2 separate regions of the Homo sapiens genome follow, and region 1 is linked to region 2. The links are chromatin loops, found by intact Hi-C in ENCODE. Cell type or tissue: ascending aorta. All regions are shown on one strand. Each heading gives the region's core, and the rest is flanking DNA. Links, peaks and the distances in the headings are about the cores only.

Region 1 (5,375 bases), core at 221-5,220, 200 kb before region 2:
TGTTGTTTTAAGTCACCTAGTTTGTGATAATTTGTGACAGAAGCCCCAGGAAACTGATACATCCTATAGCATCTTTAATGGAGAATGCAACCACTTGATTATACTGGGCAGTTCTAAGGATGAAGAAGATGATTCTGTAACATGTGTGCCTTGAGCATTTTGGTAGAAGCCAGCATGGGGCCCTGACAATCTAATCATTTAGAGTAGACAGACTTTTTTTTTTTTTTTTTTCTGGACACAATCTCACTCTCTTGCTCAGGCTGAAGTGCAGTGGCTCGACCTTGGCTCACTGCAACCCCTGCCTCCCAGATTCAAGCGATTCTCCTTCTCAGCCTCCCAAGTAGCTGGGATTACAGACGCACTCCACCACACCCAGCTGGTTTTTGTATTTTTAGTAGAGATGAGGTTTTACCATGTTGGCCAGGCTGGTCTCGAACTCCTGACCTCAAGTGATCCGCCTGCCTTGGCCTCCCAAAGTGCTGGGATTATAGGCGTGAGCCACTGCACCCAGCCAACTAGACAGACTTGTGTTCAAATTCCAGCTTCCCCTTGAATAGCTGTGAAATCTTGGACAAGTTACTCAACCTCTCTGAGCCTCAGGTTCTTCGTATGGGAAACAGGGGTAGTGCTTTGCCTACCTCGGGAGATAGGGGGATGATTCATTAGCTATGCCTGGTATGTACCTGGCATGCAGAAATTGTTTCATGAACGTCTGCTGTGATGGCAAACCTTTCGGGTAGATCCATCTAGTTTCTCACGCGTGCGGCAAGCGGCTGCCGTGTTTACCGACCGTCCTGTGACTGTGGGGACTGGCAAAGCTAAATGGCCTGAGTGGGTTGAACTGTGGCCGCACCTGGTTAGCACCGTTCTTTTTCTTCTTCTGAAGGAAAGGCGTGGCTGTTCCGAGGTGCCTTGTGAAATAGCCAGCCGTCCTGGGCTGCCCTTTCACTGTTCCTGCTGAAGCCAAAGGTGCCAGAAAAGCCTAGACATTGAGCTCCGCGCTCCCCAGTCGTGACTCTGTGTCTACGACGAACTTTCTAAAGGCAGTGGCTTATAAACGAGCAGTACTGACTCCATGGCGGTTCCATCTACTTCCCGAGTGTGTCTGTGTTCAGAGCGCTCCGCCATCCACAACCTTCCTACTGACTGGTTAGAAGGAGTACCTCCTTTCCACTCACTTAAAAGGACATTTTTCCAATGAGAGCAGGTCATATTTCAGACTGCATTGCCAAGGTACCAGGAGCCAGTAAAAGGGGGCATTTAAAACGGTATTTATCTTGACTGGCAAAACAGGTCATGGCTGTAAAAGAAACAGCTCTGGAGAAGGAGGCAGCCTCGCCGACTCTGGGCTCCCTCTCCCTACCCCCCCTCCCCACACTGTTTAAAGCATTCTGGAGCCGCTGCCAACTTTCCTGGCAAAGCTCTTATTTCTTTACATGTATGTTGCATTCCATCTGTTTAATGTGCGTTCTGTGCCATTCACGGATTTTGGCAAGGTCTGGCGAGGTGGCATGGCACGCTCAGGCTTGTGCTAAGCCAAACAGGGCATGGGGGAGAGAGGGACTGGAGGCCGACGAAGGAGTCCCGCTTCTCCCTCTGGCTCGGGGAGGCCTGGAGTTGCAAAGACGGAATAGGAATTGCATAGCAGTTTTCCTCCAGACGTGATTGAATCGTGCGTGTGCCACTGTTGCATTTCACCCTCCACAGAGGGGTTTCGGGGTGCGGTTTTGCAGTTTCTGAAACACAGCCAGAAAAATCGAAATGATGAAGAAAGGTAACAGTAGGGAAACCCACTCGTACTCATGGATCTGGGGTTTCCCTAGAAACACTGCAAGGCCCGGAAGGCCAGAAAATGCTAACACCTGGATCCGATAGTCCCGACGCCTAAAGAAAAATTGATCTCAATCTTTGCATTATTCTCAACAACCATTAAGTACTTGGTTGGTGAAGCGGAGGCAACGTGCTGTGATTTGGATCCAATTTCATCCACTTGGAAGACAGGAAAGCCAGGTTTTATCCACTGCCAAAACATCTGGTGAATTCAGTTAAAAAAAAAAAAAAGCACCAGTTTGGTGGGGGAGAAAACAAAACCCTCTAGAAACAGTTGTTGGGTATTGGGCGACCAAAATCATTCTGTTGATTGACACCCAATGTTCACTTTTCCGTTGGTTGCTGGTTGAGTAGAGCTTTTCAGAATGGGGAAAGCAAGACTTAGGCGAGAGAAAGGCAGATGACGGGGTTAAAAACATGAACGTTCACACTTTAAGAAAAAGTTAAGTGCACATTTCTTGAGTCCAGCCAAGAAAATGAACAGAATCTCCCTGTTAAGAAGTGGAGTTACTCACCTGATTGAAGAGAGATGACACGGCACAGGGGAAAAAAAAAAAAAAGGTACAGGCTCCTAATAAGAAACAGCCGCATGTGGGATAAAATTAGTGCAAGTTGTATAATCCCAGTTGGCCAGTTGTAAGAACAGGGAGGAGAAAGGAGCAGGGGGAACATGTTTCAGATGTGATTCAAGAGGTCCTGGAGCCCGTCCTGACCCTCTGGGTTGGAATTTCTGACTCTCTTCTCTGCCTTGACTCAGAATAGGAAACCGAATCCTGACCGCGCGTTTCTTTTTATAGAATTAAACTTTCTTGCCAACTTCCTCCAGAGCACAAGATTACCCCTCATCGTCTCTAAACAATACGCCAATCATCAGATGGAAGTGAGGGGGTGCACTGTCCTATTTGCACCAAACATAACCCAGGCCCCCGAGCAGAAGACAAACAACAGGAACAGAGTTTGGCTTTTGTACTGGGCCTGGTAAATACAACATGTTCTTACAGGTTGGAAAACCGTCTGGTTCCTCTTTGTACTTTCCCACTTTCTCCCACTTCTTCTAACTTGAATCTCATCGTTCTGCTTCGACATTGGCCAAGTTCACATTTGCCAGTTGCCGAGTGGATAATGGATGGTTTGTAAGATGAGTCGTATGCTAGGGAGACAGGCAGCTGAATGTATACTGTCTGTGTGAGCAAATGACTTCTTTTGAACCTGAATCCCCACCCGGCCCCATAGGCCATCCATGTGCTGATAGACATTGAAGAAGATGACAACAGAATGACTTAATGCCCATTCATTCAGTCGTCATATTTGTGCTGGCGAGGGAAACCTGCAGAAGCTCCCTTGCCCTGATAATCAGTTAGGAGGGGTCAGTCCTTGTGTGTAAGGTATGCTGGTGCTTGGAAGCCCAAAGGGGACATTAATAGAATGCAAAGTGTTTGGTAGTCCCTCATTAAAAATGGATTTTGTTTTCAGTGCTTTGAGGATGGGAATAGTGAAGTTGGAAACTGTGCTTGTAATTGGGAGCAGGTCTCCTGCCAGATTCTAACAGCTTTAAGGGATATCCAGTTTTGGGTTTACAGTACTACATTCTGGCTCATTGAAATTGCATCTAAACGTTGCCAGAATGTGTCATAAACTACAAAATCTGTACAAAAATATATTGACATAATGACTCTGTAGCCTTAAGTCAGAGGGGTGGGGGAGCCATGTGGCCCCATCAGCATTGTTCTTGCTCTGTCTCACAGCAGACTTGGGTCACCTGGGACAATTACCATTCATGGGATTCCGACCCTGGTCTGACCAGTTCTCTCAGCTGCTTAGAACAGCCTCACCCTGTCCCATGGTCACAAATAGCATCCCTGCCTGTGCCACACCAGATAAGGGGCTGGGGATCAAGCCCAGCAGAACCGTTCCCACTTGTTCCTAGAATAAAGTCCCTCATGTCCTGCTGGCCTCACCATTCTCAGTTCTGATCACTCTTCGCTCGCTGAACTCCAGACACAAAGCATCTTCTTTTTTTTTTAGACAGAGTCTCGATCAGTTGCCCAGGCTGGAGTGCAGTGGTGCAATCTTGGCTCAGCAACCTCTGCCTCCCATGCTCAAGTGATTCTCTTGCCTCAGCCTCCCCAGTAGCTGGGACTATAGGTGCCCACCACCACACCCGGCTAATTTTTGTATTTTTAGTAGAGATGGGGTTTCATCATGTTGGCCAGGCTGGTCTCGAACTCCTGACCTCAAATGATCCACCCGCCTCGACCTCCCAAAGTGCTGGGATTATAGGCGTGAGCCACCATGCCTGGCCAACTCTGCATTTCTAACAAGTTCCCAGGGGATGCTGATGCTGCCGGTCCATGGACCACGCTCTGAGTAGCCACGGTACCAACCTTTCTCAATCAGAGTTCCATGATAAAATAAAGCCTGACTGAAAATGAATTGAGCCACTACTCTCTCTGTTCACCTAAGGATGGTGCCTAACTAGAGCCATTGGCTAGAAGTTAATTCATTACATATCTTACATGCCTTAGGGTAGGTGGTTTTGTTTGTTTGTTTTAATTTTTATTCTTTTAGAGACAAAGTCTTACTCTGTCCCCCAGGCTGGAGCTGGAGTGCAGTGGTGTGATCATAGCTCCCTACGACTTCCAACTCCTGGGCTCAAGAAATCCTCCCATCTCAAACTCCCAAGTAGCTGGGACTACCGGTGAACCTAACCATGCATGGCTAATTTTTTATTTTTTAATTTTTGGTAGAGATGGGGTCTTGCTATGTTGCCCAGGCTGGTCTTGAACTCCTGGACTCAAGCGATCCTCCTGCCTCAGCCACCCAAAGTGATGGGATTACAGGTGTGAGTCTCTGCGCCTGGCCCGGGCAGGGTCCTTACTACTGACTTTTGGGCTGGAGAAATCTTTATTGCGGGGGCTGTCCTGTGCATTGTAGGATGTTTGGCAGCACCCCTGGCCTCTACCAACTAAATGCCAGCAGCACCATCCCCAAGTTGTGACAACCAAAAAATGTTTCCTGACATTGTCCAAGTCCCCTGGCGGGCAGTGTTGTCTCCCCCATTGAGAACTACCATCTTTACACGTTAGGGTGTCATTCTCTGGCAGTACCAGGTTGAGAGGGGTTGGGAAGTTGAAGACAGTGTTTTGTTCATGGCTATAATTCTGTTGCTTAGCACAGTACTCTGCCTATGGCAGACCCTCAATATGTGTTTGTTGATTGATTGAATGAATGAATGAATAAATGAAAATAAATGAATGAAAATGAACTCCAAAATCATGCTTGGCTCATGGGTAAATAGAACTCTCTTCACACAGCCTCCAACCTCCTCCACCCCACTCTCCTCCCCCCAACCTCAAATCAGTGGGCTTGTTGTCATCTAAGGCACAATTTTTCTAAATGTAGCATTTTCCAGGGTAAATATCCCTTTGAAAAAAATGTGAAGAAAAATTCTCGCTTGAGATCTTTTTTTAAATGTCTCCAATGACTAAAATCCTCTTACAGTAAGTACCCAGAGAATTGCATTTGCTTAAAGAAAAAAAAAAAAA
Region 2 (5,375 bases), core at 66-5,065:
CTTTTTGGCAACATACTGCTATTGATTGTTGGCAGTTTGGGGTACTATGGATACAAGAGTTTTTTTTAAAAAATGCAGTCCCTGTCTTGAAAGAGCTCACTCTTTCTTTGACTTTTTTTGTTTGTTTGTTTTGTTTTTGTTGAGACAGGGTTTTGCTCTGTCCCCCAGGCTGGAATGCAGTGGCATGATCTCAGCTCACTGCAGCCTCCACTTCCCGGGCTCAAGCGATCCTCCCACCTCAGCTTCCCGAGTACCTGGGACTACAGGCATGCACCACCATGTCCAGCTAATGTTTGTACTTTTTGTAGAGACGGGATCTTGTCACGTTGCCCAGGCTGGTTTCAAACTCCTGGGCTCAAGTAATCCACCTGCCTCAGCCTCCCAAAGTGCTGGGATTACAGGTGTGAGCCACCGCACATGGCCTGTTTGACATTTATGATTGCATTTTACATATTGATGAATACATTTGTCTTGTTCCCTAATTTTGCTGCAAACTTCCAGAGTAGAGGCCTAGCCGGGCGCGGTGGCTCACGCCTGTAATTCTAGCACTTTGGGAGGCCGAGGTGGGTGGATCACGAGGTCAGGGGTTCAAGACCAGCCTGGCCAACATAGTGAAATCCTGTCTCCACTAAAAACACAAAACATTAGCTGGGTGTGGCAGCAGGCGCCTGTAATCCCAGCTACTTGGGAGGCTGAGGCAGGAGAACTGCTTGAACCCAGGAGGCAGAGGTTGCAGTGAGCAGAGATTGCACCACTGCACTCCACCCTGGGCAACAGTGTGAGACTCCGTCTCAAAAACAAAACAAAACAAAAAACAGAGTAGAGGCCTCACCTCAAAGTTTCCCAGGTACAGACCATAAATCCCTTGGGCAATTTGATAGAACTTTTTAGAATCGTGCTTTTCTTTCTTCTTTTCTTTTCTCCTCTCCTTCCTTTTTTTTTTCTTTTTTTTTTTTTGACAAAGTCTTGCTCTGTCTCCCAGGCTGGAGCGCGATGGTGTGATTTTGGCTCACTGCAACCTCCGTCTCCCAGGTTCAAGTGATTCTCCTGCCTCAGCCTCCTGGGTAGCTGGGATTACAGGCATGTGCCACCATGCCCAGCTAATTTTTGTATTTTTAGTAGTGGCAGGGGTTTCACCATGTTGGCCAGGCTGGTGTCGAACTCCTGACCTGATTGCCAAGGAAATCACTTAGACGGTAATAACGATACTGAAATATTAAAAACCAACGTTGTAAAATAGTAACAGGTAAGCTTATTTATTATCCACTAAGTAGCAAGATCTAACCCTGGTCTATCTACTACTGTAACTTCCAAGGAGTAAGGAGCACAACAATATTTTGATATATCTGCAGCAATTGATGGTGATACACACACATCTGTGATTTGTATGGGTGCCAAAGTCACAGGTACTGCTGATACCACGGCAGTTTGTCACTTACATTCCTAATAGAAGACAATGTTGCCATTTGATCAGAAGTTAGTGCAAAGCCAGGCACGGTGGCTCATGTCTGTAATCCCAGCACTTTGGGAAGCTGAGATGGGTGGATCACCTGAGGTCAGGACTTCGAGACCAGCCTGGCCAACATGATGAAACCCCATCTCTACTAAAAATACAAAAATTAGCCAGGTGTGGTAGCACGCACCTGTAATCCCAGCTACTTGGGAGGCTGAGGCAGGAGAATCACTTGAACCTGGGAGGTGGAGGTTGCAATGAGCTGAGATCGTGCCATTGCACTCTGGCCTGGGCAAAGAGTGAAACTGTCTCAAAAAAAAAAAAAAAAAAAGAGAAGTTAGTGCAAATAAAGATGTCATTTTTTTCCCGGGTTAAATTTATGGACCCCTGAATTCTACCTGTGCAAGGGTCCGAGGACTTCATGTTAGGGCTCCTGTTCATCGAGTGGCATTTCGCCCCAGTGTGCCCTTCTTACTAGCACCGAGGGCTGCTGAGCATCTCAGTAACCGAGCTGGGAAGGACGCGCCTTGGGTCTTAAATTTTCCATGATTGAGTGAATGGCTGCTCAGTTTTTCCATGTCATTGGGGAGGTTACGGGTATATGTCAAATTCCTGGTGGTGGCATTTGGGAATTGAGCCGTAAATGAAGGCTGGAGGGCAGAGTGGTCAAGGGCATATCACAGAGTCACAGGAGACCTAACTTCACATTCGGAACCCCCTGGCTATTTAGCTGTGTGTCCTTGGGCAGGTTAGGAATGGGTCAGGTCTCAGCTCTGTCACCTGTGCAATGGGGCTGAAGACCCTGCTCCTGGGTTTGCTGTGAGGACTCTGCGAGATAAGAGATGGAACATGTGGATACACCATTGGCATATGATGAGCACTCAACGTAAGGCGACTATTTGGCAACACCCCTTACTTCATTGTTTTATCTAGTACCTCTCTCCAAAGCTCGTGGAGTGCAACAGACAGCATTTGAGTTAGACCTTTGCAGATCGCTGCTGCTTTGTTCTCACTTGCAATCAGCTCACAGCTGGTAGCGTCCCCTCATGGGAGCTCTCAGAAAATTTGTCTCTTGCTCCCCATCCCCGGCCCCAACTTGAGTCATGCCCCAGGAATTTGGGAGAGGGCACCTTCAGCCAGTGGTGTGGCGATTTTTCCTTTCTTTCTCTTTCTCTCTTTTCTTTCTTCCTTCCTTCTCTTTTGTTCTTTTTCTCTCTTTCCTTCCCTTCCTTCCTCCCTCCCTCTTTCTTTCCTTCTTCCTTTTCTTTCTCTCTTTCTTTCTTTTCTTTTTCTTTCTTTCTCCTTCCATCCTTCTCTCTCCTTTCTCCCTTTCTTTTCCTTCCTTCTTTCCCTCCCTTCCTCTCTTTCTTTCCCTCCCTCCCTCAGTCCCTCCCCTCTATCCCTTCCCTCTTTCCCTCCCTCCCTCCCTCTCTTCCTTCCTTCCTTCCTTCTCTCTTTTTCTTTTCTTCTTTTCTCCCTTCCTTTCTTTCACCTTCTTTTTGTAATTGTGCCGAGTTGCTGAGTGAATCATTAAGGGAGCGAATTCCAAGTGCATGAGCGTCTCTGTGTTTCCCGGGACGGGTTTGGGCCAAGACAAACCTCTGTGATGCCAACAGCAGTTGCTTGAACAGTGGAGCTCAGAGCTGGCTTCCCGGCGCCGCTTGCAGGGGCTCTGTTTGAACTTTCTCCTCTCTCTTTCTACCTGGTGATTAAAGGAGCCACATGTAACTTTCTGCTTAGTCCTCTTTCTCCTTCTTTCCCGGTGCACACCCTGGGAAAGGCTCTGCGAAGTCCCACAGTGTTTCTTTAGGAGACTGGGCGGCCCCTTGATTTATGTTCACTTGGCAACGTAAAATTGAAATGGCCTGAGGACGCTGAATAACTGGAAAAGGGAGATGGAGAGGAGGCCTCTGGGTGTCTGATTCCATGTAGCTCATGCCTGGCCCTTCCCCCGTAGACCAGAGCCACGGACCTTGGAGTCCATGGGCAAAAGGAAAAGCAAATGAGGTGGCTGGAGTTGGAAAAAGAAGTCCAAAATTGTTCAGAGAAACTAGCATCATCTGTTTTTTCTGGGAGCCTGACGACTTTGTATTTTTTCCTCCTTCTTCCTTTCTCCTTCTCTGTCTTTTCTCTAGGGATCGCCTACCCATTTTGGATTTAATGCATAACCCATGGGGAAAAAGCAGAAATTTTAATCCCCAATCCGGCCCATGGTAGGGGCTCCATAAATGTTAGTTGAGTTAAATACTTTTTTATAAAAGAAGTTGGGGCCAGGCACGGTGGCTCATGCCTGTAATCCCAGCACTTTGGGAGGCCGAAGCAGGCAGATCACTTGAGGTCAGGAGTTCGACACCAGCCTGGCCAACATGGTGAAACCCCTGCCACAACTAAAAATACAAAAATTAGCCGGGTGTCATGGTGCACACCTGTAATCCCAGCTACATGGAGGCTGAGGTGGGAGGATAGTTTGAACGCAGGAGGCAGAGGTTGCAGTGAGCCAAGATCGTGGCACTGTACTCCAGCCTGGGTAACAGAGCAAGACTCTGTCTCAAATCATAATAATAATAAATAAAAGAAGTTGAAAGTCAACTTTTTTTGTTTGGTTCTGTGAAGTGTCTTGCCTGGGCCTGCAGAACCTGGGCTCATATCCCTCTGAAAGCACGGCTTGCATCCCATATAAACACTTGTGTCTGTTCTCAAATTACATTTTGAGCTATTTGAGGGCAGGGACTCTTCTTCCCTCCTTGACTCTTTCTTTCCACAAATATTTATTGAACACCTACTGTGTGCCATCATTATCTCCCTTCCACTCCACCCTAACTATTAGCATGTCTGTCTTTGAATGTTCGGGTCTCAGTGTTACATGAATAAATAAATGAATGGAAAAATGGAGTTTTAGGTGGGACTCCAGGAAGTGGACCAGGGTCTGAGGTTCTCCTGGAAGGCTTACATGTGGTTAACATCTTAGAATTGGGGCCAGGTGCAGCGGCTCAGGACTGTAATCCCAGTGCTTTGGGAGGTTGAGGCAGGAGGACTGCTTGAGGCAAGGAGTTTCAGACCAGCCTAGGCAACAGAGTGAGACTCTGTCCCTACAAAATTATAAAAATAAAATAAAATGAATTAGCCAGGCATGGTTATGTGTTCCTGTAGTCCCAGCTACTTGGGAGGCTGAGGTGGGAGGATGCCACGAGCCCAGGACTTCAAGGCTGCAGTGAGCTATGATTGTGCCCATGCACTCCAGCCTGTGTGACAAAGCAAGACCCTGTCTCTGGAAAAATAAAAAAAATCTTAGAATTGGGATGGAAGGCAACAGAGAGACAAGCTGGTCTCGGGTAGGAATAAGGACTGATAGTGATCAGTACCAACTTGGCTGCCATTTTGCCTTATGACTGGAAGATGTAACTCTTTGGACTGCGGTTGTTCTATCCCTAAAACGAGAGCAACCTCAAGATTTCTTGCAGATTTAGAGTTCTAGGATTCTCCAGAAACATTTACCCCTAAAACCAATAAAGTCAGATCCTTCCATAAAAGAATTATGACACCACCAGATTCGTCCCCTGCACTTTCTCTTCTTGGACTGTCTCTTCTTAGTCTCCCTTGGAACTGGATTTGTCTTTTCTTGTTCAAGAATCTATACTGGCTCCCAGTTGCCTATCATATCTAATGTGCCTTCCTCTCCTTGGCTTTCAAAAAATACACAGTCTGTGCACAGCCTACAAATCTCTCTGACATGCATCCCAGCACACAGCAGTGGAAATCCTCCATTCCAGCGAGGCTGTTTCCTCTCTGCCCCGACTTCCCTTCAGACCTTTACATGTGGTTCCCTCATGGAGTGCCCCTTCCTGTTCCTTTTATGATATCTCAATCCTCCTGATGTCATAAAGTTTCCAATTGGAGCCAAATTTAAGTTGGTTTTGAATAG

What was found. Peaks named below come from ENCODE experiments on the same cell type or tissue, not always from the same donor. Only the 100,000 strongest peaks of a DNase experiment are listed, where the experiment ranks them.
Region 1: a loop joins it to region 2, with 4 times the contacts of the local background. A loop is called at or near these places in 5 of 110 quality-filtered maps.

Annotation. Positions count from the first base shown.
Region 1 is chr12:116,317,483-116,322,857 of GRCh38, forward strand. No RefSeq gene overlaps it. Among named protein-coding and RNA genes, the nearest start is that of MED13L, 42 kb to the left of the region's middle. In ascending aorta, for the core only: no CTCF peak of the experiment used is centred there; DNase peaks (open chromatin) are centred at 909, 1,467, 2,549, 3,589 and 2 weaker places; H3K4me3 peaks cover 2,421 bases; H3K27ac peaks cover 4,138 bases.
Region 2 is chr12:116,522,558-116,527,932 of GRCh38, forward strand. No RefSeq gene overlaps it. Among named protein-coding and RNA genes, the nearest start is that of LINC00173, 8.2 kb to the right of the region's middle. RefSeq lists an enhancer at 5,239-5,375. In ascending aorta, for the core only: no CTCF peak of the experiment used is centred there; DNase peaks (open chromatin) are centred at 3,064 and 3,355; H3K4me3 peaks cover 1,378 bases; H3K27ac peaks cover 2,352 bases.